Linked DNA regions of Homo sapiens: region 2 is linked to region 1. Evidence: chromatin loops called from intact Hi-C (ENCODE). Cell type or tissue: thyroid gland. All regions are shown on one strand. Each heading gives the region's core, and the rest is flanking DNA. Links, peaks and the distances in the headings are about the cores only.

Region 1 (15,669 bases), core at 5,938-8,437:
ACTCACGCTGGAAGTCACATGGGCGGAAACTTCAGCGAGTTAGAAGTTAGAGAGAAAAATACATATCTGGGAAAAGACCTACAGAATTATGTGAAAGAAAAAAAAATACAGATACCTTCCGACAGTTTGAAAGACACAGCAGCCCTCTTCAATTGATGAAGATAAAAGAGAAAAACAGCCCAGGCAGGGAAAAACCCCAGCCAGAATTAGCAAGTCCGTCTTCTGTCAACATGGGCAGAGAGGAGAGGACAACCAGGAAAATGTTTCCATTGTCATACGACTTGATTTTTAAACCAAAATAAAGCAAAAACACTGGGATTTCTTTCTGGTTTTCAGCCGAAAGCAGCTGCTCACCCATCTTGTCTTTCCTCACCCCTTAAGTCCAGCCAGCCTCGGGGTGGTCTGGAGATAAGACGATCCAAGGGTATTCTCCTTTCCTGACCATCAAACACAAGGGCTGTGGGAGATCAGAAAGCCACAAGGGAGGTTCTAGAATTGCTGCTCTGAAAGCCTATTAAGCGCCTGTGCTGCTTGGCAGGGAGCTCACACTCTTTAGAGAAAAGATGCCTTCCATATTGAGCAGCTCAAGACAGGCCCTGAATCTTTATGATTCAAGGTCACCTGGTCAGAACCCAGAATGCAGAAACAGTTAAAAAAAAAAAAGAAAGAAAGAAAGAAAGAAAAAGTGAAACAAATACTACACTTGGAGTCAGACCAACCAAGATTTAAATTCTGGTTCTACCACTTTGTATGTCTGTGGCCCTGGGTAGCTCACTTGAGCTATGTGACCTTCATTATCTTCATCTGTAAACAGAGGATGATAAAACCTGCCCTGCCTACCTCTTAGGAATGTGGCACAAAGCAAATGACAACGCGGATTAGAATGCCCCGCAGACTCTGAAGTAAATGACCGAGAGGGTAAGTGTAGGGTATTCCCAGCCTTGCCATGAGCGCATTTGTAGGGTTCTCAGTGATCAATTCAACCCTCACCTGGGCATCGTGGCTTTTTCAAAAGGCCTTACCTTATTCCCAGTATGGCTCGAAGCCAAACATTTGCCTTATTAAATTTTAGGATTGACAGGAAGTTACGGCTCCTAGAGGATTTTTGTATCCATGAGCTGAATTTCTAGACTAAGACAATATTGCCCTAAGGTTAAATTAAGTAAGACAAAATTCCTTTCCTATGGAGGAAAATAAAGCAGGGTTGGAGGTTAGGGAATTCTGGGTGGTCAGAAGGGCCTTGCCCAAAGAGGGGATACCTGAGCAGAGATTCGAAGAAAGAGAGGGAGTGAATGGTGAGTGTCTCAGGGAAGGACATTCCAGGACCTGAGGTGGAAGTGTGCTTGAGTATTGGAAAAAGAGCAGGGGGGCCAGGTAGTTGGATATCAGAGGCAGCAAAAGTGGCAGGCGATGAGGTCAGTGAGGTAATGGCCCGGTCAGGGAGGGCCTTAGAGGCCAACATCAGGATTTTAGCTTTCATTCTGAAAGACACAGTGAGCCCATGGAGGGTTTCCCCTTCCACCTTCATTCTTATCCTCTACCTCAGCTACTATTCATTTCTCCCATAGCAGTTACCCAATTTTATACTTATTTTATTCGTTTACTGATTTATCTTTTTCCTGTTTCCCTCAATAGAATGTTAAAACCATTTACACCTTTATTAATATATTCAACAAACGTTCATGGTGCATCTACCATGTGCCAGGCACTAAGTACTGAGGATACAGTTAGTAAAAAGAAGCTTGACTTTTTGTCTAAATGAGATAGTCTATCAGTGTTCGCTGCCCAAAAAACTACCAGAAACTTCGATGACTCAAGCCATTTATTTGGCTCATGAGTCTGTGGGTCATCTGAAAGGTTCTTTGGGGATAGGCTGGGCTAGGCTGATCTCGGCTAGGCTCGGTCATGTGTCCTCAGACAGCTGGTAGGTTGGCTGATAATTGACTGGTCTGGCCTGGCTTTGCCTTGGGCATTTCTCCTCCACATGGTCTCTCATCCACCAACAGGCTGGTCGGAGCATGTTTATTTGATAGTGGCAGGATTCCAAGAGTAGGAGCAGAAGCATTCGAAGCCCCATGGAACCCAGGCTCAGAGCTAGCACAGAACTCAGAACCTGCCACATTCTATTGGCCGAGGAGAGTCACAAGGCCAGTTCAGACTCAATGAGTTGAGAAACAGACTTCACTTCTCGATAGGAAAAATTTAACTAATTGTGGCAATTTCTACAATCTCCTACAGATGAGAAGCCATTGGAGGTGTCAGAGCAGAGGAGTGACATGATCTGACTTAGGTTTTTAGAGGATCTCTCTGGACACAGTTGAGATTTTACGATAGGGGAGCAAAGTGGAAGCAGGGAGATGAGTCAGGATTTCAGTATTGGATTACTGCAACCATCCAAACAAAAGATGCTGGCAGCATAGGCCAGTTAGACAGTGATGAAAGTGGTGAGAAGTGGGCCCTGTAAAAACCAAAGTCTGTGTTTCTCTTGTTTATAGTCATATGCTCAGTACCTAACAGATGCCGAGTAAATGGTTTTCAAACGAATGAATGCATAAGTGAATTCACTTTGCTCTTCATTTATGGCACTTATGACCTGCATTATCCTAGTGTATTGAAAGCCCTTTCAGGACAATAATAGTCATATTTATGTTTCATTCGGTTTAAATTAACATTTATTTATCACCTATTACAGAGCAGAATTCTTAAATATGAATAAGACAGAGACTCTGCTCTCACAGAAAAAAGAAAACATAGTCAAATAACCAAACAGGTTATTATAAATGTTACAAGCGTTCTAAGTATTACAGCGTATGGATGAAGTTCTTAGCTCTTTGAACATCCTATCATTCAACAAGTAAACACTTGTTGAATGAATGATTGCTTGATTCTGTCATTCCCAATCAATGTACTGATTTAATATTTAACAGAGACTAATGAGAGAAATGCAAAATTAGTTTTTACATAAAAAGACGGGTCTTATTTAATAGTATTAATTATACATTATTTTTAAATATTTAAGATTAAAAAATAATAAACACTTATGTAGCCACCATTAAGCTGAAGAAATAAATTATGAATAGAGCCGAAGCTTCCTTCATCCCTTTCTAATTCCGCTTCCTCCCCACCCCAGGTAACCCATTATCCAGATGTGGGGTTTATCATTCTTATGCATTTTTCTATACTTGAACCAAACCTGTATGTATGCCTAAGCAATATATAATATTGTCCTGCAGGATTTTAAACTTTTTACCTTGCTAATATTTTTTATTTGATTTTCAGCATTGTATCTGAATGGTAATGGCAAGGTTTGGGATATACACATCCCACTGATGTTATCCTGGAGAACTCCAGGAAGCTACCAAGTAACAGTTATAATAAAACTGGCATGCGCTCAGTGAACATCAGCCTAAAGCCTAAAGATAGTATTAAGGTAGTGGTTGCTGGATACTACAAACCCTTATGCTGACAGCTGGCTGATATAGGGCCTGGTACAAACTAGAAAACAGCGCCACCTCTAGGTAGGCAACCTCATACCAAAGCGTATGGCCTGGCAAGCCCTCACTTGACCTCTCAGGTTGGAGCCCTTGAACAGTGAACAACCTGCACAACTATACCTAGCATCCTTGCCATATGCTACTTACTGTGTACCGGGAATAGTATATGAATTGGCTCCATTTAATTCTCATGACAGTCACAGGAGGTAAGCACCGTTTCCCCACCTCACCCCATTTTATGTATGTGGAATATTGAGGCACAAGGAGATTAGGTAACATTCCCAAGATCATACAGCTAGAAAAGTCACTGGAGCTAGGACTCAAACTCAGGCAATTTGGTTCAATGCTTATAAGCACCATGCTCTACCACATCTCATTTTAATCTTCCCCAGGATTCCACAGAGCAGGTATCATAATTAGATTCTAAAATTTATATGCAATTAAGGCACAGAGAGTTCGATCATTTGCCCAAGGTCACACAGTTAGCAAGTGACAGAGTTGGGAGCAGTCTAACGTATTCAAACAGTAGACAACTGCCAAGATGCTACTCAGCTCCAGGCTGTCATTAGAAGAATGCCAAGAAATAACCATACCTCCAAACCTCCTGCCCTTAGATTACTTTATTAGGCTTGGAACCCTTGTAATTGCTGTAATAATTACTAGGAACTTGGATATAGCTGTTTTACTTGGTATAAACTTTCTGGAAACACGTTCAGGAAAAAATTCAAAAGACCACTCCAGTTTGAAATAATGAAGGGTGGGGGAATGTGGGGCGGGGAGGGTCACATGCATTAAAATGCCTTAATTGCCCTAAATTTTTAAAAGAAATATAGTTGGAATACTTTGGGATAAAAGACTCCTCAAAACACTCTGTGCATTTATGGCATTTTAAGAATAAAGGTAGGCTGGGTGCAGTGGCTCATGCCTGTAATCCCAGCACTTTGGGAGGCCAAGGCAGGCAGATCACTTGAGGTCAGGAGTTTGAGACCAGCCTGGCCAACATGGTGAAACCCTGTCTCTACTAAATATACAAAATAATTAGCTGGACATGGTGGCGCACTCCTGTAGTCCCAGCTACCCGGGAAGCTGAGGCATGAGAATTGCTTGAACCAGGGAGGCGCAGATTGCAATGAGCGGAGATTGCCCCACTGCACTCCAGCCTGGGTGACACAGCAAGACTCTGTCTCCAAGAAAAAAAAAAAAAAAGAGTAAATGTAGAGCCTCCTGTTTCAGCTATCTATTGCTACACAATGAGTTACCCTAAACAACTTTAAACAATAAGCATCTATTATCTCACACAGTTTTTGAGAGGCAGGAATCTAGGAACACCTTGGCTGAGTGGTTCTGGCTCAGGATCTCTCATGAGGCTGCAGCCAAGTTATCAGCTGAGGCTCTGGTCATCTGAAGACTTGATTGGGACTGGAAGATTCATTTACAAGATGGCTCCCTCATATGGATGTTGGCAAGACATCTCAGTTCCTCCTCACATGAGTCTCCCCACGGGGCTGCCTGAGTGTCCTCCCCATGACATGGCAACTGGCTCCCTGGAGAGTGAACAACAAGAGAGAGAAATAAAGAAAGAGAGAGAGACAGAGAGAGAGAGAGAGAGAGAGAGAGAGAGAGAGAGGAGTTGCAGTGTCTTTTATGACCTAGTCCTCCATCTTTGTTCTACTCTTGGGGCCGGGTGGCATGGCTCATGCCTGTAATTCTAGCACTGTGGGAGGCCGAGGCAGGAGGATTGCTTGAGTCCAGGAGTTTGAGACCAGCCTGGGCAACATGGTGAGACCTTGTCTCTACAAAAAATTAGCTGGGCAGAGCTGAGGTGGAAGAATCACTTAAGCCCAGGAGGCGGAGGTTGCAGTGATTTGAGACTGAGCCACTGCACTCCAGCCTGGGCAACAGGCTGACCTAAAAGAAAAAAGTAGAATGGAGCACTGAGTCCAGCCCACACTTGAGGGGAGGCAAATGAGTCTCTACCTCTTAGAGGGAGGAGTATTAAATAAAGAATTTATGGACTTAAAATCACCATATTCCCCAACTGATTTCTGAGGAGACATTTAGCTGGATGTAAGCAATATGATATGAGGTCGAGGGGGAGTTGAGAGGCAGCATTCTGGTCCTAGCTTTGCCCCCAATTGACTCTGAGATTGTAGGAAGGTCTCCTTCCCTCTCTGGGCCACTGTTTCCCCAGGTGTAAATTTGGTGGGAGGGAATGGCAGAGAGGAAGAATGCTAGAGTCCACTTTGTGAATCTCAGTTTGGCAGAAGGAGGAAAACCCTACCTTGTTCTTTCATGGTTCTATTTCCTCTGGTTGAGAGCAACAGACCCTGCAGCCAGCCCGGTCTAGAAGATATCAGCAAGAGACTTCACCTCTCTATGCCTCTTTCCATACCTAGAAAACGGGAGGATATCACACCACCAATATCATAGGGTCGTTATAAGGATCAAATGAGTTAATGTTTGTAAAGTTCTTAGAATAGTCTCTGGTACATGGGCAATACAATATGAGTTTTTAACTTAAAAAAAAAAAACCTTATACTGCTCTAATTAAATATGGCCAGCACAGAGTCCTGCAGCAAGCTGCTTTCATGAGTAGATTGAAATGATGTCTAATTAGGGGTGACACAGCTGACAACCCATGTAGCGTGGGTTCCCACCATTCAGCACAGCCCCTACTCCCTGCCGTGCCAAGCAAATAACCTTTTAGTTGCTGGATCTTGGGGAGGTGGGAAGGGGGTTGGTGCCAAAGGAGGGGAAGGAGGGAGGAAGGAAACTCCAAGGATTTAGGGAAGCAGCTACTTGTCAACCTCTATTTCAGCGTTTTAATACCAGTGCCTATTGGATCATCCTTGTTCAAAATCAGCAGCAGGATATACTGCACATAAATGGGTTCTTAAGGTAATTGAAAACATATTTTTTAAAAGTGCAACAAACCTGCTATATCCTTACCAGTTCAGTCCCCCTGTTCCTTTGCTATTCTCAGTGCCAGGACAAATAGAAACTTCAGTCCAACGCCTGGTGAATCTGCCCACTTCAAAGACTTCGAGATCTAATTGCCTGCTATTTTACAAGAGCAGAGATGCTCTGGCCCAATCGTTAAGGAAACGAGAGCAGAAGAACCACGCAGAGCAGAAGCCTCCTGGGAGTCTGTGGTGTGGCCCCCCTGGCCAGGCTCACTGCAGAACGGAGCACTTCTCCTTCGTGAGAATCATTTCAGAAGTCAGGCTTCCTTCCCTGGAAGGAGATGCAAAATCTCCCAAGGCCAGAAAGAAGATGGGAAATTCTAGCTTGGGACTTAGCCTCAGATATTCCAGTGTAGGTGGCCTGGTGCGGGCCTGAGCGTGGGCGTCTTTTAAAAGCCCCCAACTGGCTCTGACACAGCGATTTGATGGAGGAGAAATCCTGCAGCGATTTCTCCAGTAGGGGGCAGTTTGTGGCCTCAGGGTCCAGCTGGGCTTCTGGGCCAAGAGGAGTAGACACAGCGGGCCCTCTTTCGTCTCCGTTCTTTCTTTCTCACCTGCCTGGGGGCAGAAAGGAGCCGGGCTCCCTTGGCCTCATTAGCACCAACGGACTCCCGCTCTCTGAGGTTAACCAGCCCCGAATCTGTTCTCATCATCCGCCTTGAGCTCGCACTTGATCTTTTTGGGTTAACCCCCCAGTTCAAGTCATCAATGCATGCCAAGCAAGAGCTTGTGAAATGCAGGAAGTGTGAGCCGGTGCCCTCGGCGGCTGCCCGGGGCCGCTGGCGGTCTGGGTCTTTCGGGGCCACAGTGGGTTGCTTTCCCTCTGCAAGGCAGTTTCACTTTCCTAGAGCGCTGGCCCTGCATTCCCCAACAGCCCATCATCTAGTTATTAAAGATGAAACCCAGGGAGAAGAAAGGAGAATCTCCTGAGAGTACATGCAAATGTCCCCAGGCCCCCAGGGGCCCCACGCAGAGGGGGCTTGAGGCTGGGGGTGGGCGGAGGCCTTCGGTCTGTGTCGCCTGCCCCACCAGACCAGAATTCCCAGGTTATCCCCACTCCCCTGATCCACTGATACTAAACTCACTCTTTTTTTAATTTTTTCTGAGTTCCATCTGAGCGCCCCTTTGAGGGCTGACAGTCGCCTTTAAAGGAGTTGGCTGCCACTATTTAGTTATTTGAGCTAAAATAATAAAAATCCCCTAGCCGCTTTAATGTTTTTTTGGTGGAAAAAGCACACATGGTACATCTTCACTGCTCAGAAGATGGCTAAAGGGGATTTTTCTCAAAGTTTCCCAAACAAGTAGGGAAAACATTTACCTGAGGGCGGAGCCCTCCAGTAAGGGGGCCAGAGTGGGTGGCCAGGTGATGAAGGGGAAATCCCGCGGCGGAGTGGCCTACAGTCCAGCCCTCTCAGGCTTTGCAGCCTTGGAGGAAGCCTCTTAGGAGGGGTGTGGCTGCGCTTCATAAGGCCAGCCCCAGAGGGTTAGAACACATTTCCTCAACTGTGGCACTCTTGACATTTGGGGCGGATAATTCTTTGTGGCGGTGGGCCATCCTGTGCATTGTAAGATGTTTAGCAGCTTCTCTGGTCTCCACCCACTAGTTGCTGGTAGAACCCCAAGTTGTGAAAATAAAAAAATGTCTCTAGAATTGCCAGATGTTCTACGGGGAGGAGAAGCTAAATCGCCCCAGGTGAGAGCCACTGGGTTAAAGAACATGCATCCAAAGCTCCTGTTCTCTTGGTCAGTCTGGGCCTGGTGGCTGCCTTATAAACCCCCTTGAAGCTCAGGAAATTTCCGGATAGATGCACTTTGCACCACGCAGCTTCTGGGTCCCCAGGTTGTTGACCTACTTCAACCTGTGGGTATGGCCATGCTGATAGCACATCCAGCCAGCCACTGGCAGCAGCCGGAGTGGGCATCAGAGCTGCTTCCTGCAGGGCCTCCTCTTCCTGCACCTTTCAGACAGTAGGAAAGGGAGTGAGGCCTCTCAAAGGTTGAGAGAGAGGCCACTCCATTTTTCAGTTTCCCATCAGATTAAAAATGAAGATATATCAAAATAAGGTTAACAAAAAATATGGTATGTTTTAAAAGTAATGTACTTATACTACAACCAGAAAATGATGGAATTTATATGAGTATTTAATTCCTGGGTCTCTGGAGGTGGTAGCATCAATAAATGGAAAGTAACTCAAAAGCTGGGTAAATCTCCTCATCTCTCAGGCCCGGCTAAATATCTCAGGCTGGATATACGGCCTCACTGGAGTTAAGTGCTTTGAAAATGTGAGGCCTGAACCAAATGACTTTTCAGCATCCTTCCCTCACTCACTCAACCCTGACAGCATACAGAGAGAGACATGGTCAAGGAGGAAAGCAGGAACACGAAAACGGCCTCTTAGCTTTGGGTTTCAATATGAAATCCAATGTTCTGGCTCTGTCGCTTCATAACTCTGTGATCTTGGACAATCACTTAAAACTCTGTGCCTCAGTTTCCTCATCTATATAATGGTGCCACCTCATACCACTGAATGTATTTAAATTGCTTAGTGCAATGATTAGTGCCTAGTAAGCATACAGTGCCTATTAGCTATTACTGCCGTAATATTTGTTTTATGTAACCCATATAAAACTGGGATTATCCAAGTAGAGTCTCATCCAATAGAAATATTGAAAAAAAGAGAGTAAGACCGGATGGGGTGGTGCACACCTATGATCCCAGCACTTTGTGAGGCTGAGTCAGGAGGATCACTTGAGCTTAGGAGTTCAAGACCACCTCTAAAAACAATTTAAAAAATAGCTGGATGTGGTGGTGCACACCTGTAGTCCCAGTTACTCTGGAGGCTGAGGTGGGGGGATTGCTTGAACCTGGGACATCAAGGCTGCAGTGAGCTGTTATCATGCTGCTGCACTCTCTCTTGTCTGGGCAACAAGAGAGACCCTGTCTCAAAAAAAAAAAAAAAAAAAGAAAAGGGAAAAAGGGAATAACATCACATACCAACTTTCTATAAAAATCCTTTTTCTAGACAGGCACCGTGGCTCATGCCTGTAATCCCAGCACTTGGGGAGGCTGAGGTGGGTGGATCACCTGAGGTCAGGAGTTCAAGCCCAGCCTGGTCAACATGGTGAAACCCCGTCTCTACTAAAAATACAAAAATTAGCCGGGCATGGTGGCGGGTGCCTGTAATTCCAGCTACTAGGAAGGCTGAGGCAGGGGAATCACTTGAACCTGGGAGGCTGAAGTTTCAGTGAGCTGAGACTGCACCATTGTACTCCAGCCTGGACAGCAAGAGCAAAACTCTGTCTCAAAAAAAAAAAAAAAAATCAAAAAATCCTCTTTCTACAGTTTCCCTCGAAAGTCACCCTTCTCATGCCTTCTGTGCCTGTCTACCCCTTCCCTTCTGAGGCTTTCTCTGTTACTGCTCCCAAATCTCACAGCCCTGTTACCTTTATTCCTACTTTGCTGAGCAACTCAAGTCTCTACCTCCCAACCAAGCATTCTCTGTTCTTCAGCTGGACATCTCCAGGCCAGGGTTAGTGTCTCCTACCTTTCCCACACCTGCATCTCCACCCTCTCCTGCTCCACAGGGTAAAGGTTCTATAGCTACAAGGCCCAAACAAAGATGCCTCCTCCAGGGGCAATTTGTTATCTGTTCACCTGTTGCTGGACAATGGCATTGTTTCCAGGTTTTGATTGTTCTGAATAAAGTGACTGAATATTCATGTCAAGTCTTTTGGGGGACATATGCTTTCACTTTTTGGGGGTGTATACCTAGAAGGGACTTCTTACAACCTTGCAATATTTATTTGTTAGTTTGAGTTGCTTTTGTGTAGATTCCTTAGGATTTTCTTAGATGATTATGTTGTTTGTGAATAAAGACTGTTTTACTTTTTCCTTTCCAACCTATCTGCCTCTTTTTTTTGGTGTGTGTGTGACAGGTTCTCACTGTGTTCCCCAGGCACTGGAGCACAGTGGTGGAATCATAGCTCACTGCAGCCTCAAGCTCCCAGGCTCAAGCGATCCTCTTACTTCAGCCTCCAGAGTAGCTAGGACTACAGGTGCCTGCCTCTAGGCCCAGCTAATTTTTAAAATAATGTTTTGTAAATATGTAGTCTCTCTGTGTTGCCCAGGCTGGTCTTGAACTCCTGGCCTCAAGTGACCCTCCCACCTTGGCCTCCCAAAGTGCTGGGATTACAGGTATAAGCTACTGCACCCAGACACATTTGCCTTTTTGTAGAGTTTAATGTTGAATAAAGGTTTTGAGAATACACATCCTTGCCTTGTTCCTGATATTAAGAGATAAGCATTCAGTCTCTTACCACTAAATATAATGTAAGCTATAGGTTTTTTTTGTAGATGCTCTTTTGTCAGGTTAAGGAAATTCCCTTTTATTTCTAATGTGTTGGGACCCTTTATCCTGAATATGTGCTGAATTTTGTCATTTAACAAAATAACAAAGGCCTTTTCTGAGTCTATTGATATAATTTTATAGTTTTTCTCCTTTATTCTATTATTATGATGAATTATAGTAACTGATTTTTGAATGTTAAACCAACCTTGCATTCCTGGAATGCACTCTACTTGTTCATACTTCTTTAGTGTATTTTAAAATTGAGATACAATTCACAAACCATGAAATTTAACTTTTTAAAGTACACAATTCAGTGTACAGAGTTTCACAGAGTTGTGAAACCATTACCACTATCTAATTTTAGAATATTTTTATCACCCTAAAAAAACCCCTCTGTTCCTGTTAGCAATTATTCCCCATTCCTCTCCCCCTCAGCTCTTGGAAAGCAGTAATATACTTTCTGTCTCTGAATTTGCCCATTCTGGCTATTTTACATAAATAGAATAATGTAATATGTGGCCTTTTGTGACTGGCTTCTTTTATTTAACATGATGCTTTTAAGGCTCATCGTGTTGTAGCATGTATCAGTACTCCATTCCTTTCAATGGCCCAATAATATTCCATTGTATAGATATACTACACTGTGTCCAGTCACCAGTTGATGAACATCTGGTTTGTTTCCATATTTTGACTCTTACAAATGAGGCTACTACAAAGTTTGTGTACAAGTTTTTATGTGGATATATGTTTTCAATTCTTTTACATCATACGTCACTCTATGTTTAACTGTTGAGGAACTACCAGACTGTTTTCCACAGCAGTTGCCCTGTTTTACATTCCTACCAGCAATATCTGAGGGTTTCAGTTTCTCCACATTCTCACTAATGCTTGTTATTCATCTTTTTTATTATAATCACCTAGTGGTTGTGAAGTTGTATCTCAGTGTGGTTTTGATTTGCATTTGCCTAATGACTAATGATGTTGAAACTCTTTCCATATCCTTATTGCCTATAATATATATTCAAGTATATATAGAGAAATGTCTATTCAAATCCTTTGCACATTTTAAAAATGGATTTTTTAAAATGTTGAGTTGTAAGAGTTGTTTATATATTCTTGATACTAGATCTTTGTTAGGTATATGATTTGCAAATATTTTCTGTGGTTGTCTTCCACTTTCTTGATAATATCATTTGTAAAGCATTTTAAATTTTGATGAAGCCCAAGTTATCTATTTTTATTCTTTAGTTGCTTATGCTTTTGGTGTCATATCTAAGGAGCCATTGCTTAACCCAAGGTTACAAAGATTTACATCGACTTTCTTCTAAGAGTTTTGTAGTTTTATGCTTTACATTTAAGTCTTTGATCTATTTTGAGTTAATTTTTGTATGGTGTGAGGTAGAGGTCCAAATTCATTCTTTTGCATGTAGATATCCAGTTGTCCCAGCACCATTTATTGAAAAGATTATTCTTTCCTCATTAGTAATTTTGTCACCCTTGTCAAAAATCAATGGATCATAAATGTGAAGGTTTATTTTTGGGCTCTGAAATCTCTCCCATTGATATATGTGTCTCTACCTCTGCTGGTTCCACACTGTCTTGTAGTAAGTTTTAAAATTGGGAAGTATGAGTCCTTTGACTTTGTTCTTCTTTTTCAAAATTGTTTAGGCTACTCAGAACCTTTGAATTTCTATATGAATTGTATAAGATCAGCTTGCCAATTTCTGCCAAAAAGACAGCTGGAAAATGATACAGATTGCATCAACTCTGTAGAGCAATTCAGGAAACATTGCCTTCTTAACAATATTAAGTCTTCCAATCCATGAACAAGGGATATCTTCCCACTATTTTTTAGTCTTCTTTGTTTTGCAATTTCTGATGTATAAGGGTTGCACTTCTTTGGTTAAATTTCATCCTAAGTATTTTATTCTTTTTGATATAAATTGTTTTGATTATAAATAGAATTGTTTTCTCAATTTCATTTTTGTATTATTCATAGCCCGTATACAGAAATAAGTAGTTTTTGTGTATTGCTCTTATATCTTTCAACCTAGTTGAACTTGTTATTAGCTCTAATAGATATATATTGAATCTAATAATATGTAAAAATATATTTTTTAGGGGGGATGGATTTCTTAGGGTTTTCTATATACAAGATTATCTCATCTGTAAATAGGGATAGTTTTACTTTTTTCTTTCCAACATGGATGCCTTTTCTCTCTTTTTCTTGCCTAATTATCCTGGCTGGGACTTCTAGCACAATGTTAAATAGAAGTGGTGTATGAGAGGATATCCTTGTCTTGTTCTTGGTCTTACTGGGAAAGATTTTGATCAGTCTTTCACTAATAAGCACAATGCTAGTTGTGGGTTTTTCATAGATGTTCTTTGTTAAGAAAGTTCCCTTCTACTCATAGTTTTTCAAGTGGTTTTTAATAAAAAGCAGTTAGATTTTGTCAAATGCCTTCCTGTGTATATTGAAATAATTCTGTCATTTTTGTCCTTTATTGTATTAATATAGTAATATTGATATGTAAATATCAATATGTAAATTGATATGTAAATACCAATATTTACATTGATTTTTATATGTTGAATCGATCTTATTTTCTGAGCTAAGTCCCACTTGATCATGATGTATGTTCCTTTTTATATGTTGTTGGATTCAATTTACTAGTAATTTGTCCAGAATTTTGCATCTATATGCATAAGAGACATTGGCCTTTAGTACTCTTGTGTTATTTTCTAGCTTTGGTATCAGAGTAATACTGGCTGCATAGAACACATTGAAAAGTGTTCCCTCCACTTCTACTTTGTGAAAGAGTTTGAGAAGGAGTGGTGTTAATTCTTCTTTAAACATTTGATAAACTTCACTAGTGAAGCTATTTGGTTCCAGGTTTTCCCTTTTGACAATTTTTTGATTACTAATTCAGTCTCTTTATTTATTTTCAGTCTATTCAGATTTTTCTATTTCTTCTTGATTAAGTTTTGGTAGCTGTGTCTTTCTAGGAATTTGTCTATCTTATCTAGATTATCCACTTTATTTGCATACAACTTTTCATAGTATTCACTTACAATTCCTTTTATTTTTGTAAGGTCAACAGTAATTTTCCTTCTCTTATTTTTTATTTTAGTAATTCAAGTCTTATTTCTCCCTCTCATCAGACTAGCTAAAGGTTTTTCATACTTGTTAATTTTTTCAAAGACCAACTTTTTATTTCATTTTTTTCTATTACATTTATATTCTCTATTTCACTTTCTTCTGCTCTTATCTTTATTGTTCCATTCTTTCTGCTTCCCTTGGGTTAGTTTGATCTTTTTCTAGTTTCTTAAGGTGGAAGATCAGGTTATTGATTTGAGATTTTTCTTCTTTTCTAACATATTTGTATGCAGTGATTAATTTCCCTCTGAGCCATTCTTTAGCTTCACCCCATAAGTTTTGGTATGTTGTGTTTTGTTTTCATTAATTTCAAAGTATTTTCTAATTTCCATTGTGATTTTTTTCTTTGACCTATTGGTTCTTTAGGAGTGGTTTTAAAATATCCCTATCCTTTTGAATTTCCCACATATTTTCTCCTATTGATTTCTAATTTTATTCCACTGTGATTGGAGAACATACTTTGTATGATTTCAGCCCTTATAACTTTATTGAGACTATCATATGGTCTCTTCTGGAAAATATTTCATGATGCACTTGAGAAGAATGTGTGTTTTGCTGTTGTTGAGTGGAATATTCTATTAATGTCTGATTTAGGTTCAAGTTTTTTATTTCCTTGTTGATCTTCTGTCATTCCATCTATTAATGAAAGTGGGGTATTAGAGTCTTCAACTATTATTATTATTATTATTATTTTGAGACAGAGTTTCACTCTTTCACCCAGGCTGGAGTGAAGTGGTGCGATCTCAGCTCACTGCAACTTCTGTCCCCCAGGTTCAAGGGATTCTCTTGCCTCAGCCTCCTGAGTAGCTGCGATTACAGGCGCCTGCCACCAGGCCCGGCTAGTTTTTTATATTTTTAGTAGGCATGGGGTTTTGCCATGTTGGCCAGGCTGATCTCGAGCTCCTGACCTCAGGAGCTTTCCACTTCAGCTTTCCAAAGTGCTAGGATTACAGGCATGAGCCACTGCACCCGGCCTCAACTATTATTCTTGTATCGTCTATTTCTCTCTTTAATTCTGTGAGTTTTTGCTTCATTTATTTTAAGGACTATATTGTTAGCTGCATATATATATTCATAATTGTTAAGTTTTCTTAATGGATTGACCCTTTTATTATTGTCAAGTGTCCTTCTTTGCTGTAGTAACATTTGTTGATTTTTGTCTGATATTAACATAGCTACTTCAGCTTTCTTTTAAATACTGTATTCATCGTTTATGTTTTTTTCCATCCTTTTACATACAACCTATTTATGTCTTTGAATCTAAAATATGTTTCTTATAAACAGCATTTGGTTGGATTTTTTTTTATCCATTCTGCCAGTCTCTGTTTTTTGATTGGAGTATTTAACCTATTTATATTTAATGTAATTACTGATAGGGTAAGATTTATATCAGCCATTTTGCCAGTTGTTTTCTACATGTCTTATGTCTTTTTTGTGCCTCTATTCCTCCATTACTGCCTGCTTTTGTGTCTCATGGATATTTTCTAGTGTACTATTTTAACTAACTTGCCATTTCTTTTATCACATTTTTTGAGTTGTTTTTTTTTAATGGTTGCCCTGGGGATTACAATTAACAGCTTAGAATAATATAGTTCAGGTGAATACAAACTTTAATTTTAAGTTTGTAGATTATTAATTTTAATAATTACAAAACTTTACTTCTTTATAACTCCATTTTCCTCCTCTTCACTTGTGCTAATATTATC
Region 2 (15,669 bases), core at 6,033-8,532, 46 kb before region 1:
GAACCTAACTCCCTACCCTCTCAGTGCTTGAAAGCCCCATCCACCTGAATAAGGCCCATCCCATTGGCCAGAGTAGTGACTCGGGAGCACCACCACCTTAGAGGGCTTCCTGTGTCTGTGCAATTTCTCGTGCACCATAATCGATGTGATTCTGCAGACGACTCTAAAATCCAAAACCCAGCATTGTGTCTTCGCGGTTATTTCTTGCTTTTACAGATCTCTGTATGACAGTTTGCCTTTCTGGTCTTCCTTGAGTTTTTTTTCATTCCTTAACATGCTTCTTAGTCACCAAGGCTCCCAGGAACTCTATCTCCCCAATAGGGTAGTAGAATATGTTTCTGTCTTTCTGACCTCCAAAGTCCTAGGTGGACTGATGTTCCTTGCTTTAGAGCAGGAGTGTATACATAGATGACTTCAGGTGGCATGTGGGCGACAGAGAAGCTGCCAGCAGAGACCATCATACTCACTGTCCAGTCCCCAGCCAGCCCTGCCTGGGGTGGTGGGACACCCAACCAGCACCCACTCCGTTCCTCACTCCCCTTCCCTCCAAACCCGTTTCTGGCTCACACAGGGCGGTCCCTCCTCGACACCCTCACCCACCAGAGTCTCCACTTTGTCACGGGCCTGCCCCCAGCCCTGCTCCCCTTCACTCTTTTTTTTTCTCTTGTTGAGACAGAATCTTGCTCTGTAGCCCAGGCTAGTAGTTAGTCATCCAGGCTCACTGCAGCCTCGCCCTCTCAGGCTCAAGCAATCCTCCCAGCTCAGCCTCCTAAGTAGCTGGGACAACAGGAGCATGTCACCACACCAGGCTAATTTTTATAATATTTTTTGTAGAGATGGGATCTCACTATGTTCCTCAGGCTGGTCTTGAACTCCTGGGCTCAAGGGATCTTCCCGCCTCGGCCTTCCAAAGTGCTTCACTGTTTTTGTTTGTTTGTTTGTTTGTTTTTGAGACGGAGTCTTGCTCTGTCACCCAGGCTGGAGTGCAGTGGCGCAGTCTCGGCTCACTGCAAGCTCCACCTCCCAGGTTCACACCATTCTCCTGCCCCAGCCTCCCGAGTAGCTGGGACTACAGTTGCCCGCCACCACGCCAGGCTAATTTTTTATATTTTTTTTAGTAGGGACTGGGTTTCACCGTGTTAGCCAGGATGGTCTCGATCTCCTGACCTCGTGATCCTCCCGCCTTGCCCTCCCAAAGTGCTGGGATTACAGGCGTGAGCCACCGCGCCCGGCCGTGCTTCACTCTTTAGGGTCCTTTTCTGCGCTGTGGCTCTCGCTGTACCCAACTCCTCAGTACTCCTTCCCTAAACTGCATCCCACTTTTGTTCCCCCACACCTCCTCTGGTTCCCCTGGTTCTGCCCTGAGGCTGTGCCCTCTGTCTCAGTCACATCCTCGCCTCACCTGAACCCCACACGCACCAAAAACACGTCACAATTAGCTCCCTCACCCCACTCTCCACTCCCAGTCTCCCCAGGCCTGGAAGTCCCATGAGATTCCCAGAGTCCTAGGACCTCACCTACTCCCCCTTCCTCCTTCCCTCTGCTCAGCCCCTTGGGACCGGGACTCCCTCACCCAGTGGGCGGCTCCTGCCTTCCTCTCCCTTCAGGCCTCTGCCTTCGACCTCTGCACGCGGCCATTTCTTGGGGGCCAGGTTTGTCCTGCTTGTCACACCTGTCTGTTGGTCTTCCTTAGCTCCTAGTATCCTTTTGAAATGCATGTATTCAAGTCATAAAAATGAGTCCATTTTAAAAGCTGAGTAAAAAATAGTACAGATAGTTTATAGATGCAGCAGAAGCAGTGGTGGTAGCCTGTGGGTGGTGATGCTGAGCTAGAGGAGTGGGTATAACCCCAGACAGAAAACAGTCACTGGGCTCACGCGATGGCAACGGCTGTGTGTCACCTAATGTCATGTGTTAGTATGGCTCAGCTCTGCCTGTGAATCAGATAACCACAACAAACACAAAAGTACTTACATAACCTGTTTCCATCTCTTCACAGTCCTGGTGGCACACAAGCTGGGACTCAGTGTCACCTCTGTGCCTGGGCCCCAATACCAAGCAAGGAGGTGTTTCCCTCTGTGTCCCAGACACGCACATCCTTTAGAAGCTGACATGTTCCCACCCTCTCCATGGCTATTTAAAGCCTGCTCCCTACTGCAGGAAAAAGATAGGCAGAATGAAAGAAGAAAGAAAGGAAGAAAGAAAGACAGAGAGAAAGAGAGAGAAAGGAGGGAAGGAAGGAAGGAAGGAAGGGGAAAGAAGGAAGGAAGACCTGCTCCTGACCAATGTGTTGGGAAAGTTTGGGGGCACCAGAAAGAATTATGGGGTCTTGACATCATGCATTTCCTTCCATCCCCTTTGCCAAAGTTAGTGAGGGATGAGGAGGAGGCAGGATGGGGGTGGGGTGGTGCTGGGGGTGGTGACACCCATTCATTAATTGATTCACTCAACATATTGTTAATTAGCCAGGCATGGTGGTGCATGCCTGTGGTCCTGGCTACTTGGGAGGCTGAGATGGGAGGATCACCTGAGCCTGGAAAGTTGAGGCTGCAGTGAGACATGATCACACCACTGCACTCCAGCCTAAGCAACAGAGCAAAGACCCTGTCTCAAAAATAAACACATAAATGTTAATAAAAACATATTGTTAGCCCTATGTGAAAGTGCTGCTCTAAACACAGGGGAAATAATGGTGAACATCTTGACAAGGTCCTGAGCCTCTTGAAGTTTATAATCCTGTGGAGAAGACAGTCTATGGATAAACAAGTGTCATAATATCATGTGAGGTAGCACAATGAAGAGTGAGATGGTGGTTAGGGAAAAAACATTTGAGCAGAAGGGAGGAAATGGATATCTGGGGCAAGAGTGTTCCGGGCACAGGGAACAGCATGTGCAAAGGCTCTGAGGTAGGAACGTGCTTGGTGTGGCCAGACACAGCGGGGATCCCAGTGTGGTTGGAGCAGAGAGACAGAACAGGGGGCTGGTGGGAGAAGGGCTCAGACAGGTAAGTGGGGGTCAAATCTTGCAGGGCCTTGTGGGCTCTGATTAGGATGTGGACACTGAGTGAGGCCAGAAGCCCTGAAGGAGTTTTAAGCAGAGGAGTGATGTGGCGGACTTGCGCTATAAAGGAATCTCTCTGGCTGCTATGTGGAGTAGACAAAGAGGCAGTTAGGAGGCTGCTGTGGTTTCCTGGCAAAGCCTGGAGGAAAGGTCTGGGGGTGCTGGCAGGTAGGCGGGTAGGGCTGTGCCAGATGATTGCAGTGGGTCACCAGCTGTGAAAAATGGGGGATTCCTTCCGTGAAGTAGGACACAGCACCAGAACTTTTGGAGGTGGTGACGTTAGGAAGAGGTAGGACCATCTTTCTAGTTACTTGGGGACCTCACTAGGCTCCTCAGGCCAGGAGATAGAATCTCCATGCTTCATGCTGGCCACCCTGGGCACATGCTTTTCCTTCTGCCTGGAATGCTCTTCCCTGCCTTCCTCATCTGTTTCACTCTACTCCTCCTTCAAGGCTCAGTTGAAATGTCACTTCCTTCCTGAAATCGGTCACATGTTCTGAGTGTATGTGCTCCTGATGCTTCTTTTGCATGGCACTTACCACAATTGTCATTATTTAATTAGGATAATTAGGGCGCAGTGGTTCACACCTGTAATTCCAGCGCTTTGGGAGGCAGAGGCGGGTGGATCACTTGAGGTCAGGAGTTCGAGACCAGCCTGGCTAACATAGTGAAACCTCATCTTTACTAAAAATACAAAAATTAACTGAGCATGGTGGTGCACGTCTGTAATCCCAGCTGCTCGGGAGGCTGAGGCAGGAGAATTGCTTGAACCCAAGAGGCGGAGGTTGCAGTAAGCCAAGACGGCACCACTGCACTCCAGCCTGGTGACAGAGTGATACTCTGTTTCAATAAATTAAAAAATAAAAATAGAATAATTAGTTCTTTGGTGTTTGTTTCCCCTGGCAGACTGTAGGCTCCATGAGGGCAGGTGCTGGGTCTGCTTTCTTCTTCGCCCCTTGGTTACTCCCTAGCAGAGTGTCTCACACAAGTCAGTGCTCAATACATTTTGTTGAATGAATGAATCAATAAGCAAATGGAATGGACAGCAGGTGCAAGAGAAGCATCAGGGGAGGCAAGCTGATTCCTAAGAGCTGCAAAGGAATAGGGCTCATTTCAACTTAGAATCCAAACCAAGGCACTTGCAGGCACCTGGTGGGTGATAAATACCTTACATCATAGGAACAAAGTTCTAAGAATAGGATTTCAGTCATCAGTCAAGGTATAAAAGAGGTTATTTGTTTTGGGAAAGCAGGCAGAAAGGTTCATATGTCCTGAGGATCATATTCCCTGGCTGCCAGTCATCTCACACAGGTTTGCCTAATCCTGCATTTGCGGCCCTCAGAGGACACGTGGCTACTTTAGCATGAAAGCGTTTATTAAACAGACATTTTTATTTATTTGTTTGCTGTTGAAGCGTTTCAAGCATTTATTAAAGAGGCAGGATCTTGCTCTGTCACCTGTGCTGGAGTGCAGTGGTATCATCATAGCTCACTGCAGCCTTGAACTCCTGAGCTCAAGAAATCCTCCCAATTTAGCCTCCTGAGTAGCTAGGACTATAAGAATGCACCACATACAGCTAATTTTTTTTAACTTTCTTCTTGTAAAGACGGAGTCTCACTATGTTGCCCAGGCTGGTTTCCAATTCCTGAACTCAAAACAATCCAACCACCTTGGCTTCGCAATGTGCTAGGATTACAGGTGTGAGCAACCGCACCTATAATCAGAAGGACATCTTTAGAGTACATCATTTAAAAAATCTATTAAGCTTTCAACCTTTTAAAAAATGTTATCAAGTAATGTACATAACATAAATCTTCATCCAGTTCCCGAACCTCTTTGCATCCTTCGTCTCCACTCCTTCCTGCTCACCATTAATGACACATTGTGTCAGAGTGGACAGATGGAAACGGCCCGAGTCAAAGATTCTGCCTCACGTGGAGTAGGCTTTCTCCTGGGAGTGTGAGGCCCTCCTGGCTCACCACACTGTGGCGACCTGGGAGCTTCTGCACTCCAATCCAATGCCGATGTCCTGGGCCATGCTTGCTACCAGCAGCTCTGTTTCTTGAGTCTTGGGTGACTGCTGTGTTGACTGATGAAGAGTTTTTATCTAAGGGTCTACGAATGGGTTTCAGAATCCTGCAAACCCCTGAAATCATATCATCCAAATTGATTAATACACATGTGTTTTGGCTGGGCATGGTGGATCACACCTGTAATCTCAGCACTTTGGGAGGCTGAAGGGGGTGGATCACCTGAGGTCAAGAGTTTGAGACCAGCCTGACCAACATGGGGAGACCCTGTTTCTACTAAAAATACAAATTAAATTAGCCAGGCGTGGTGGTGCATGCCTGTAATCCCAGCTACTTGGGAAGCTGAGGCAGGAGAATCACTTGAACCTAGGAGGTGGAGGTCGCAGTGGGCTGAGATCACGCCATTGTGCTCCAGCCTGGGCAACAAGAATGAAACTCTGTCTCGAAAAAAAAAAAAAAAGAAAGAAAGAAAGAAAAAAGAAACATGTTTTATAAAGGGAGAGGCGGGGGAGTCCACAGTTTCATCAGATAGTCAAAGCAGCCCAATGACCCCCAGATGAAATAAATCACGGTTTAGATGGATAATCTATACATTTCAGGTTTAAAAATCTACTTCGAGCTTGTCACCTAGTATCTGCCCTGACTATATACACTGTGCTAGGTGCAGATCTGACTGTTGTGTTTATTTCATCACTATGGGTAACTAAAGTGGATTTCCTGACACAAATTATGCAGGACTAGACAGAGACATTACTAGATTAATTGTGGACAGGGTGAGGCACATATTTGGTGAGACCACTTTGCCTTCTAGAGGTGACCCTTTATTCTCCATTTGCAACAAGATTCTGAGAGCCAGGTCTGAATGAAAAATTTTAACCCGTGGCTTCTATGTTCCAGGTGATCTTGGACTTAGGAGAAGAGAGAAGACGCTGAAGGAGGTGTGGAAAGCTCAGGGAGTGGGAATGGCTTTCCTTATCTGCCCATCGATCATGTCCGTGCTTCAGTTGAGACTGAAGTCACTTGGCAGCCACACGTTTTAGACTGAGGTAACTCCCCACTGCCATAAAGGTCAAGAAAGCCACTGTGCTGACACAGGTCCTCCCCTGACAGCCTGTTCCACAGCGACCCTTGAGTCATCATGTCTGGATGACTAGGCTGACAAAAACAAGGTTTCACAGGGTGAGTTGAATTGTGGGGGAGCGGGGCACAGCACAGGGCAGCGGAGTAGGAAGGGCACTGCACTTGGAGTCTGAAGATCAGGGCTGAAGGCCTTGCTCAGTGAGCTTGGGCAACATGTGTTGGTGTTTGGGCTTCACATAAAATTAGACACTATTCACAATAGCAAAGAGACGGAACCCATCTAAGTTCCCATCAGCTATAGACTGAATAAAGAAAATGTGGTACATATACACCATGGAATACTATGCTGCCATAAAAAGGAACAAGATCATGTCCTTTGCAGCAACATGGATGGAGCTGGAGACCATTACCCTGAGCGAACTAACACAGAAATGGAAAAACAAATACTGCATATTCTCACTTGTAAGTGGGAGCTAAGGACACAAAGATAAGACAAACAGACACTGGAGCCTACTCGAGGGTGGAGGGCAGGAAGAGGGTGAAGACTGAAAAACTACCTATCAGGTATTAGGTACTACGTGTATTACCCGGGTGATGAAATAATCTATACACCAAACCCCCGTGACATGCAATTTACCTATGTAACAAGCCTGCACATGTACCCCTGAATCTAAAATAAAAGGAAAAAAGATAGGGCAAAAAGGAAATGAGAGGCTGCTATTAACATGTTACCGGGGAGCTAGCAGGTATTCAATGATTGGGACTGTGCAGGTACAACGTAGTTATCACCCTAAAACAGGATGTAGCCAACATCCTGTTCACGGCTACCCGGAGTTTCACAGTAAAATATCTGCAGAGCTTGTGTTTGGAAACCAGGTTGATGCCCAAATCTGTGCAGATTTGCATTCCTGGTCACTCACCCAAACATCTCTTCAGAGCTATGCCCTAGGATAGAGTGAGGAAGCTGAATGAGGCGCCAGCTTGCATCTAGAGGTCAATTCTCTGTATTCAAGCTTCTGCCCAAACAAGTGATGGTTGGCTGCCATGGTTCAGGACTCTCTCAAGCTGGGAAAGGAGGATGCAGGAGGGAGGGGGAACGGAGGAGAGGGAGGAAAGTTGATCTCTGCAGTTCTCTGTCACTAGGTGGCAGCACCAACCCGGGACCGCTGTCCCAATGGTCCTGGCTGTAATCCTGGAATGTGGGGAGTTCCCCAGGTGCGCTTGCGCTTGCTATATATAGCTCCAACTTTGCAAGCAGCCAAAGAGAGGTTGAGTCCCATCTCCACGTTTAACTGTGTGACCTTGGGCAAACCATTTAGCCTCTTCGGAGTCTTTCTTTATCTGTAAAATGGGGATAATAATCTTTCCTAAAATAATAGAGTGAACAGAAAATGAGATCATAAATGGCAGCCAGTATCATCCCTGCCCCTAGCAAGATGACCCCTCACTCTTTCATACATCACCTTTATTTTGCACTTTTCTTTTCTTTCAAGGGTGCCCCTAATGCTTATTTTAAATGAGCATATGTAGATGAACACTTTGGGGTGGGGGAGTGAGGCGGCAGGAGGAATGGTCCATGGTGTGATTTTTTTTTTAGAACAGACCCAACTTTTTAATCTTCCTTCCCCTCCTTGCACCCATTCTCTTCCTCTTCATTTTCTTTCTTCTATCTTGGGATTTTTATTTACAAATATGTTAATCATCTGCTCTGTGCAAACCTCTGGCGAGGCAGAGACAGGTGGGGAAGAAGAGGGAGAGGCGAGGAGAATTACAAGAACACACTGGAGAGTCCCTCCCTCCAAGACCCCCACAGTCCTGTAGGTGCTAAGCTGATAGCGAGATGGTGCGCACCGGTGCAGTTGAACTGGCTGTTGAAATATTAAAATATGTACATCTGGCTGACTGATAGCCCCTACCCTAGTGCCCCTCCATGCAACAACGCAGACGCATGCCTTCACCCTGCTCCAGCTCCGACCCCATTCTGACTGCCAGTGCCTGGCCTGGATTTTGAATATTGCCTTTTAGCTGATGGGCTGAGCTCCTCATAGAATGGACTGAAGAGGATGGGGAGTGAAGCCTGGAGGCTGAGTTGCAACTCCCAGTGATGGTTTTCAAATTAGAGCCTGGGGTTCCTTCCAGAAGCAGTAATGGGTAGTATCCAGGTTGGGCAATCCAGAGGCTGGTGTGGTTCTGGCTGCATGCCCAGTTTCTGGTGGAGCACAGAACACCCTCAAACCCTCTCAGAAAGCAGTCTACTCCTGTTAGCCCCTGAGAATTAGGATGCAGTGCCCTGCCCCCTCGCCCCCTCTCTGGGAAACCCAGGTACAATGAGTCACCATTTTTTTGGTTTCACAATAGAAGCTTACTCTGGTTGACATCAGCAGTAAATGAATGTATTGGAAGGATGTATGTGGCTCACAGAATTCAAAAGAAGCCCAGAGAACAAGGCCCAGAACAAGGCAGAAGCCAGGACAATTCTCCACCACAGGAATTCTCTCTCTGGCCAGGGCTTCACAGTTAGAGTAGAGGGGCTCCAAACATCTTCTGGGTCTTTTCTTTGCTCTGCTCCAAAGCGAGATTCCCAGTAGTCTGATTGGCCCAGTCTGGGTGTTTGGTTGTATCTTGGCCAGATAAGGCAGAGAAGACACCTTGATTGACAGCTCTACACATAGAAAGGAAATGCAGATGCTTTGTCAGAAGAAGGAGTAATAGAGCCGGGGCGCAGTGGCTCACGCTTATAATACCAGCATTTTGAGAGGCCTAGGCGGGTGGATCACTTGAGGTCAGGAGTTCAAGACCAGCCTGGCCAACATGGTGAAACCCCATCTCTATTAAAGATATAAAAATTAACCAGGCGTGATGGCATGCACCTGTAATCCCAGCCACTCAGGAGGCTGAGGCAGAAGAATCACTTGAACCCGGGAGTTGGAGGTTGCAGTGAGCCGAGATTACTCCACTGCACTCTAGCCTGGGTGACAGAGTGAGACTCCATCTCGAAGAAGGAGAAAGAGGAGGAGGAGGAGGAGAAAGGGGAGGAGGAGGAGGAGAAAGGGGAGGAGGAGGAGGAGGAGAAAGGGGAGGAGGAGGAGGACGAAGAGGAGGAGGAGGAGAAGAAGGAGAAGGAGAAGAAATGGATTCTGGGTAGCAAAAAAAAAAGTGTGTGGGGGTCACTGTAATCAGGTGCATCTCAGCTCTAGGTCACAATTCCGTGACATCTTGCCTTCAGCCCCAGGTTTTAGACCCAGACAGAACTAGATCCCCATTATAGTAGTGCAGTGACCTTCCTGAGGCCACCAGATCATCCCAGTCAGTCCTGCTTCCTGGGCATTTAGGGCTCTTATGGACTTGTTCCCCCACCCCCTGGGGATAAACAATGAGACACAAACCTTTGAGGGAGCCATAGGTAATTTAGTCACAGTCCAAACTCAAAATTCTCAACCTGAAGTAGACAAGGCTTGAGAATATATGAATGAATGAATTATTTATATTTATGATTAATTAATTCATTTATCAAACCTATAAATATCACATATCTGCTCTGCTGGGCACTAGGAATATAGCAGTAAACAAGACACAGATAGTCTCTGCCCTCACTCATGGGTTAGTGAATGGCCTATCTGGACAGCCATTTAACTGTCCACCATGAGTCACCACTGGGGGTTTTGGGCACGATGTAAGTAGATATCTGGTCTCTGTCATCTTCTCTCAATGATTGCTGTGGTTTAAATGTCTCCTCCAAAACTCGTGTTGAAATTTAATTGCCATTGTAACAGAGTTGAGAAGCGGGGCCTTTAAGAAGTGATTCGGTCATGAGGACAGAGCCCTCATGGATTAATGGGTCCCTCGATTAATGTCATTGTCACAGAAGCGGGTTTATCTTTGGAGTGGGTTCCCAATAAAAAAGACGAGTTTGGCTCACTTCCCTTTCTGTCTCATGTGCTTGCTTCCACCTTCCACCCTTCTGCCATGGGATAACACTTGCCAGATGCTGGCGCCATGCTCTTGGATTTCCCAGCCTCCAGAACTATGAGAAATAATTTTTTTTCCCTACAAATTACCCAAGCTGGGCATGGTGATTCACACCTGTAATCCCAGCAACTCAGGAGGCTGAGGCAGGAGGATCACTTGAGGTTAGGAGTTCAACACTAGCCTGGGCAATGTAGTGAAACTTCATCTCTAAAAAAAAAAAAAAAAATTTAATTAGCTGGGTGTGGTGGCATGTGTAGTCCCAGTTACTTGGAAGGCTGAGGAAGGAGGATCCCTTGAGCCCAGGAGTTCGAGGCTGCAGTGAGTTATAATCATGCCACTGCACTCCAGGCTGGGTGACAAAGTGAAACTCTCTCTCTCTGCTCCCTGAATTTCAGCACAGTGCCTCTCAGCCCTCCCAGCTGTGGCTCAAGCAGCCTGGGTGCTCCAGAAAGAATAGGTGGTAAACCTTGATGGCAAACATTTGGTGTTAAGTCTGCAAGGATGCAAAATGCAAGGGCTATAGAAGCATGGCTTCCTCTGCTTAGATTTCAAAGGATGTCATGGATCACCTGGAAGCTCAAGTAGAAATCTGCTTCAGGGGAACGGTCACCTCAGAGAGTCCCCACTAGGGCAATCCCAAGTGAAAATGTGGGGTTGGAGCCACTTCGGTTTGAATGTGCCCTCCAAAACTCATACTGAAATTTAATTGCCATTGAAACAGTGTTGAGAGGCAGGACCTTTAAGAGGTGATTAGCTCATGAGGGCTCCACTCTCATGAATAGATTAACGCCATTATCACAGGAATGAGTTGGTTGTTGCAGGAGTGGGTTCCTGATAAAAAGGTGGAGTTTGGTCTGCTCCCCTCTCTGTCTCATGTGCTCACTTCTGCCTTCCACCCTTCTGCCATGGGATGACCCTGGCCAGATACTGGTGCCATGCTCTTGGACTGGCCAGCCTCCAGAGTTGTGAGAAATAAATTTCATTTCTTTGTAAATTACTGAGTCTGTGGTATTCAATTACAGCAGTACGTAGGTTGTGTTCGTGTTTGTAGGGTGTAGAGGCATGAACCACCAGCAAGGCAGGCCAACCAGCTTCCATTACCATGGAAGCAGGATTTGGAGTAATAGAAAATAGGCGATGAGGGTGGACTGGGGCTAATCTATTTCTACAGGGCCTTGTGCAGGATTCCAACTTGCTTTTACTTTGATCCTGGTCTTTCCCTCTGTCTAATAGGTGACAGCTAGACACAGACTAAAAGCTAGATAACACTGTGACTGAGGAGACACAGTTCCCTGCCCTCGCCTCTTCCAGCCCCACCTGGGACTCTATCCCTAATCTCTACCATCTTCACAAGAATACATGCCTTCCCTTGATTCCTGCTCTTAAAATATCTGATTGATTCTTACTTTTTATATGTTAACTGAATATTTATTTTGTCATTTGTATTCCATCGTCAGAATAATAATTGGCTTGGATTTTACATTCCTAGAAGGCAGGCACTGTGTTCCATCCATCCATCCATTTATTCATTCAGCCAATGAATATTTATTGAATTTCTACTCTGTGGTAGGCTCTTTGCTACTGTGCAAGGAGCTGAGAATACAATGGTGAGCAAAACATTGGCAATCCCTGACATTATAGAATGGATGGTCCAGTCACAGAGACAAATGTTAACCAAATAACCACATAGATAAATGTAAATTTTCAGTCTGTGTTAATGGGTATAAAGGAAGGGCATGAGGTGCTATGAAACTATTTGAAATTGCAGTTCTGATCTAGCCTGGGAATCAAGCAAAATTTCCCCAAGCTGGTATTTGACAAAAGGTAGGAATGAATGAGCTAGAAGGGTAAGAGCATTTCAGTTAGGGCTGAGCAGAATGAGCAAGGCTCTTGGGCTGGAGGGAGCACGCAGAGATTTGGGGAAGGGACAGATGCCAGTGCAGAGGAAAAGAGGGTGATATGAAGTGAGCTGGGGGACAGAGGGTGCAAGGTCTCCAGCGCCCCCACTAAGAATTGAGTCTTCATCATATAATCACCCCGAGTAACTCATAAACCCCAATCACACTGTGCACCAGTAGTCAATGGATAACATTTTATGTGAATAATGCTGACTTCACTTAGAGAAGATGTGCTAATGGTGGTTGGGGTGGAGAGGATTGACGTGGTGCTAATGTGACTCGCAATCTAATTTCACAGCTCCCATGGCCCAGATATGAAGAGCTGATCCCTAGGAATGGGTACCTATGTGTATGGCTGCAAGTTGAAAGATGATTGGCAAAGTTTAGTATCAGTATCTTCACATGCCACAAGATAGAGAAAGAAGATAAGATGCTTTTGGCTGGGTGCAGTGACTCACACCTGCAATCCCAGCACTTTGGGAGGCCAAGGCAGGTGGATCACTTGAGTCCAGGAGTTCAAGACAAGACTGAGCAACATGGTGAAACCCTATCTCTATTGAAAACACACACACACACACACACACACACACACACAAAATTAGCCAGGCATGGTGGCACTCACTGGTAGTCCCAGCTATTCAGGAGGTTGAGGTGGTAGGATTGCTTGAGCCCAGGAGTTTGAGGCTGCAGTGAGCCATGCACTTTAGCTTGGGTGACAGAACAAGACCATGTCTCAAAAAAAAAAAAAAAAAAAGATGCTCTTAACTTTCCACACATGGATGCTGCTATAGCTTGGATGTTTACCCCACCAAACCTCATGTTGAAATTTGATCCCAAACTCAGAGGTGGGATGCTAATGGGAGGAGTTTTGATCATGGGGTAGACCCCTCATGAATAGATTAATGTTCTCCCTGGGGTGGGGGTTGAGTGAGTTCTCACTCTATTAGTTCCCACAAGAGTTGATTGTTAAAAAGAGCCCAGCCCCTTCCATCTTGCTCTTTCTTGCTTCCTCTCTCACTGTGTGATCTCTGCACACACATGCTCCCCTTCACCTCCACCACAAGTGGAAGCACCCTGAGGCCCTCACCGGGTGCCCGATTTTTTCCAGACAGCAGAACCATAGAGCCAAATAAATCTTTTTTATGTATAAATTGCCCAATCTCAGGTATTTTCTTATAGCAACACAAATGGATTGAGAGAGATGCTTTATTGAGAAAATGAAAAGATGAAATTTCATGAATGCTTGTAGGCCTCCAAACTTCAGTGTCTATACTCTATATTTGCCAAGCTTTATTAATTTAAATATATATGTTTTTTAAGCAAAAGAAGAGTACAGCCAATCTTGGGTTTGGATAACACAGAGGTCTTATTTATCTCTGTGATATAACACCTTGTTACAGTCTTTTTTTTTTTTTTTAATAATGTTGGGCACTTCAGTCCTCAGAGGCAGGCCTTAAAAAACAAAATTTATCTCTGACTTTTCTCTACCCTTCTTTCCCTAGTGCAAAGCAGGACCCTAATCTTCCTCCCCTTTTCTGATTGTGGTCATAAGACCCTCACTTCAGAAGCAGTCCTGCTGCATACCCTGAAGGAAGGAATGCTACACAGAGAGGCCAAAAAGAATCTGCACAGACAGGTCTTGCTGGGTTTCTCTGCTTAGCCTGTTAGTATTAGATCATGTGACTCATACTAGATCATGTAATTGGACCCTTTTTGTCCAGCTGCATTTCTACATGATTGTCAATCATGGCTCTCCAATGAAGTCTCCATAAAAAGCTCAAGAGGACATGGTTTGGGGAGTTTCTGAATAGCTGAACACAAGAAGATTCCTGGAGGATGACACACCCAAGGAGGGAATGGAAGCTCTGCACCCCTCCCCCGTACCTCACCCTATGCATCTCATCCGTATCCCTTGCAATATCCTTTATAATAAGCCAGTAAATGTAAGTGTTTCCCTGAGTTCTTTGAGCCATTCTAGCACATTTGTCCAATCCAAAGAGAGGGTCGTGGGAACCTAACTTGAAGCCAGTGGCCAGAAGTTCTGGATGCCTGGACTTGCGACTGGCATCTGAAGTTGGTTGGAGTCTTGTGGGATTGAGCTCTCAACCTGTAGGAGCTGATGCTATCTCCAGGCAGACAGGGTCAGAACTGAATTGGAGGATACTCAGCTGGTGTCTGCTGCAGAACTGATTGCTTGCTCGGTGTATGGGGAAAACTCCCCACATTTGGTCACAGAAGTCATCTGTGTTGATTGCAGAGTGGTGTGAGAGCAGAGGAAAAACACAGTTTGAGTTTTTGCCTCCAAACTCTTTTACTCCTGTATTCCTTATCTTCTATGCACATTAAAAAGCAACAATGCAAAGTACTATATGGAATCAACCCAAGCATCCACCAACAGATGAACAGATAAAATGTGGTACATATACACAATGCGATATTATTTAGCCATAAAAAAGAATGAAATCCTGTCATTTGCAGCAACATAGATGAGCCTGGAGGACATTATGTTAAGTGAAATAAGCCAGACACAGAAAGATAAACACCACATGTTCTCACTCACATGCAGAAGCTAAAGAAGTTGAACTCATAGAAGTAAAGTGTGGAATAGTGGTTACTAGAGGCTGGAAAGGCAGGGCAGAGATGAGGACGACATAATGAGAGGATGGTTAAAGAATACCAAATTACAGCTAAATGAGAGGAATAAGTCCTAGTGTCTTAGCACTGATGGGTGACTACAGTTAACAATAACTTATTGTATGTTTTCAAATAGCTAGAAGAGAGGATTTTGAATGTTCCCAACACAAAGCAAAGCTGGGTGTGGTGGCAGACACCTGTAGTCCCAACTACTCAGGAGACTGAGGCAGGAGAATTACTTGAACCTGTGAAGTGTAGGTTGCAGTGAGCCGAGAGCCAAGATTGCGTCACGGCACTCCAGCCTGGGTGACAAGAGCAAGACTCCATCTCAAAAAAAAAAAAAAAAAAAAAATGAAGAGTCATGGTCCCCACCTGAGAAGATGAGAGGGAGATTCTAGGCAGAGGAAATGATGCATGAGCAAAGGCTTAGAGAGAGGAAAGTGCCAGATACGGTGAAGGACGTGGCTTTTTCAGCCTGGTCAATACACAGGGTTTGTTTCTGAGAAAGGGATGGACAAGCGTGTCAGGGTAGGTTGGTGGCCTGATGGGCTGGTGCCCTAGAAGCAGTAGGGCCAGCTGCAGGGGTGCTCCACCTCTGTACTACTGATGTTTTGAGCTGGATTATTGTTTGTGGGGTGTGCCCTGTGCATTGCAGCATGCTTAGCAACAACATTTCTGGCCTCTTCCCACTAGATGTTACTAGTACCTCTCTCCCAAGCTGTAACAACTAAAAATATCTCCAGACATTGTCAAATATCTTGGGGAATGGGGAGGATCACCCCCAGTTAGGAACCACTGAGCTAGGGGAATTGTTTAAATTCCTTATTTGGTTGTTCCATTGGCTCCTGCATTAGACAGAATTGAGTTAAGCTGCACTTAGAAAACCCAACTCAAGGTGATGTAACCAAATAAACTCTTTTCCACTTTCACTTAGAAGCCGTCTAGAAGTGGGCCAGCTGGAGCTTCTATCATCTTCACACTTCTGCAGTATTACCAGG

The links. Peaks named below come from ENCODE experiments on the same cell type or tissue, not always from the same donor. Only the 100,000 strongest peaks of a DNase experiment are listed, where the experiment ranks them.
Region 2: a loop joins it to region 1, with 2.1 times the contacts of the local background. A loop is called at or near these places in 23 of 110 quality-filtered maps.

What each region holds. Positions count from the first base shown.
Region 1 is chr14:75,506,760-75,522,428 of GRCh38, reverse strand. LOC105370572 (a long non-coding RNA gene) reads right to left here and starts at 6,583. Exons shown (of 3, transcript XR_944037.3): 1 at 6,444-6,583; 2 at 5,776-5,886; 3 at 2,655-5,038. RefSeq lists enhancers at 5,087-5,156, 7,242-7,807. In thyroid gland, for the core only: a CTCF peak has its summit at 6,945 (motif pointing right); a DNase peak (open chromatin) is centred at 7,888; H3K27ac peaks cover 1,094 bases.
Region 2 is chr14:75,552,791-75,568,459 of GRCh38, reverse strand. LOC107984653 (a long non-coding RNA gene) reads right to left here and starts at 10,289. Exons shown (of 2, transcript XR_001750830.1): 1 at 10,254-10,289; 2 at 8,542-8,832. RefSeq lists enhancers at 6,104-6,183, 8,489-8,648. In thyroid gland, for the core only: a CTCF peak has its summit at 7,304 (motif pointing right); DNase peaks (open chromatin) are centred at 7,329 and 8,369.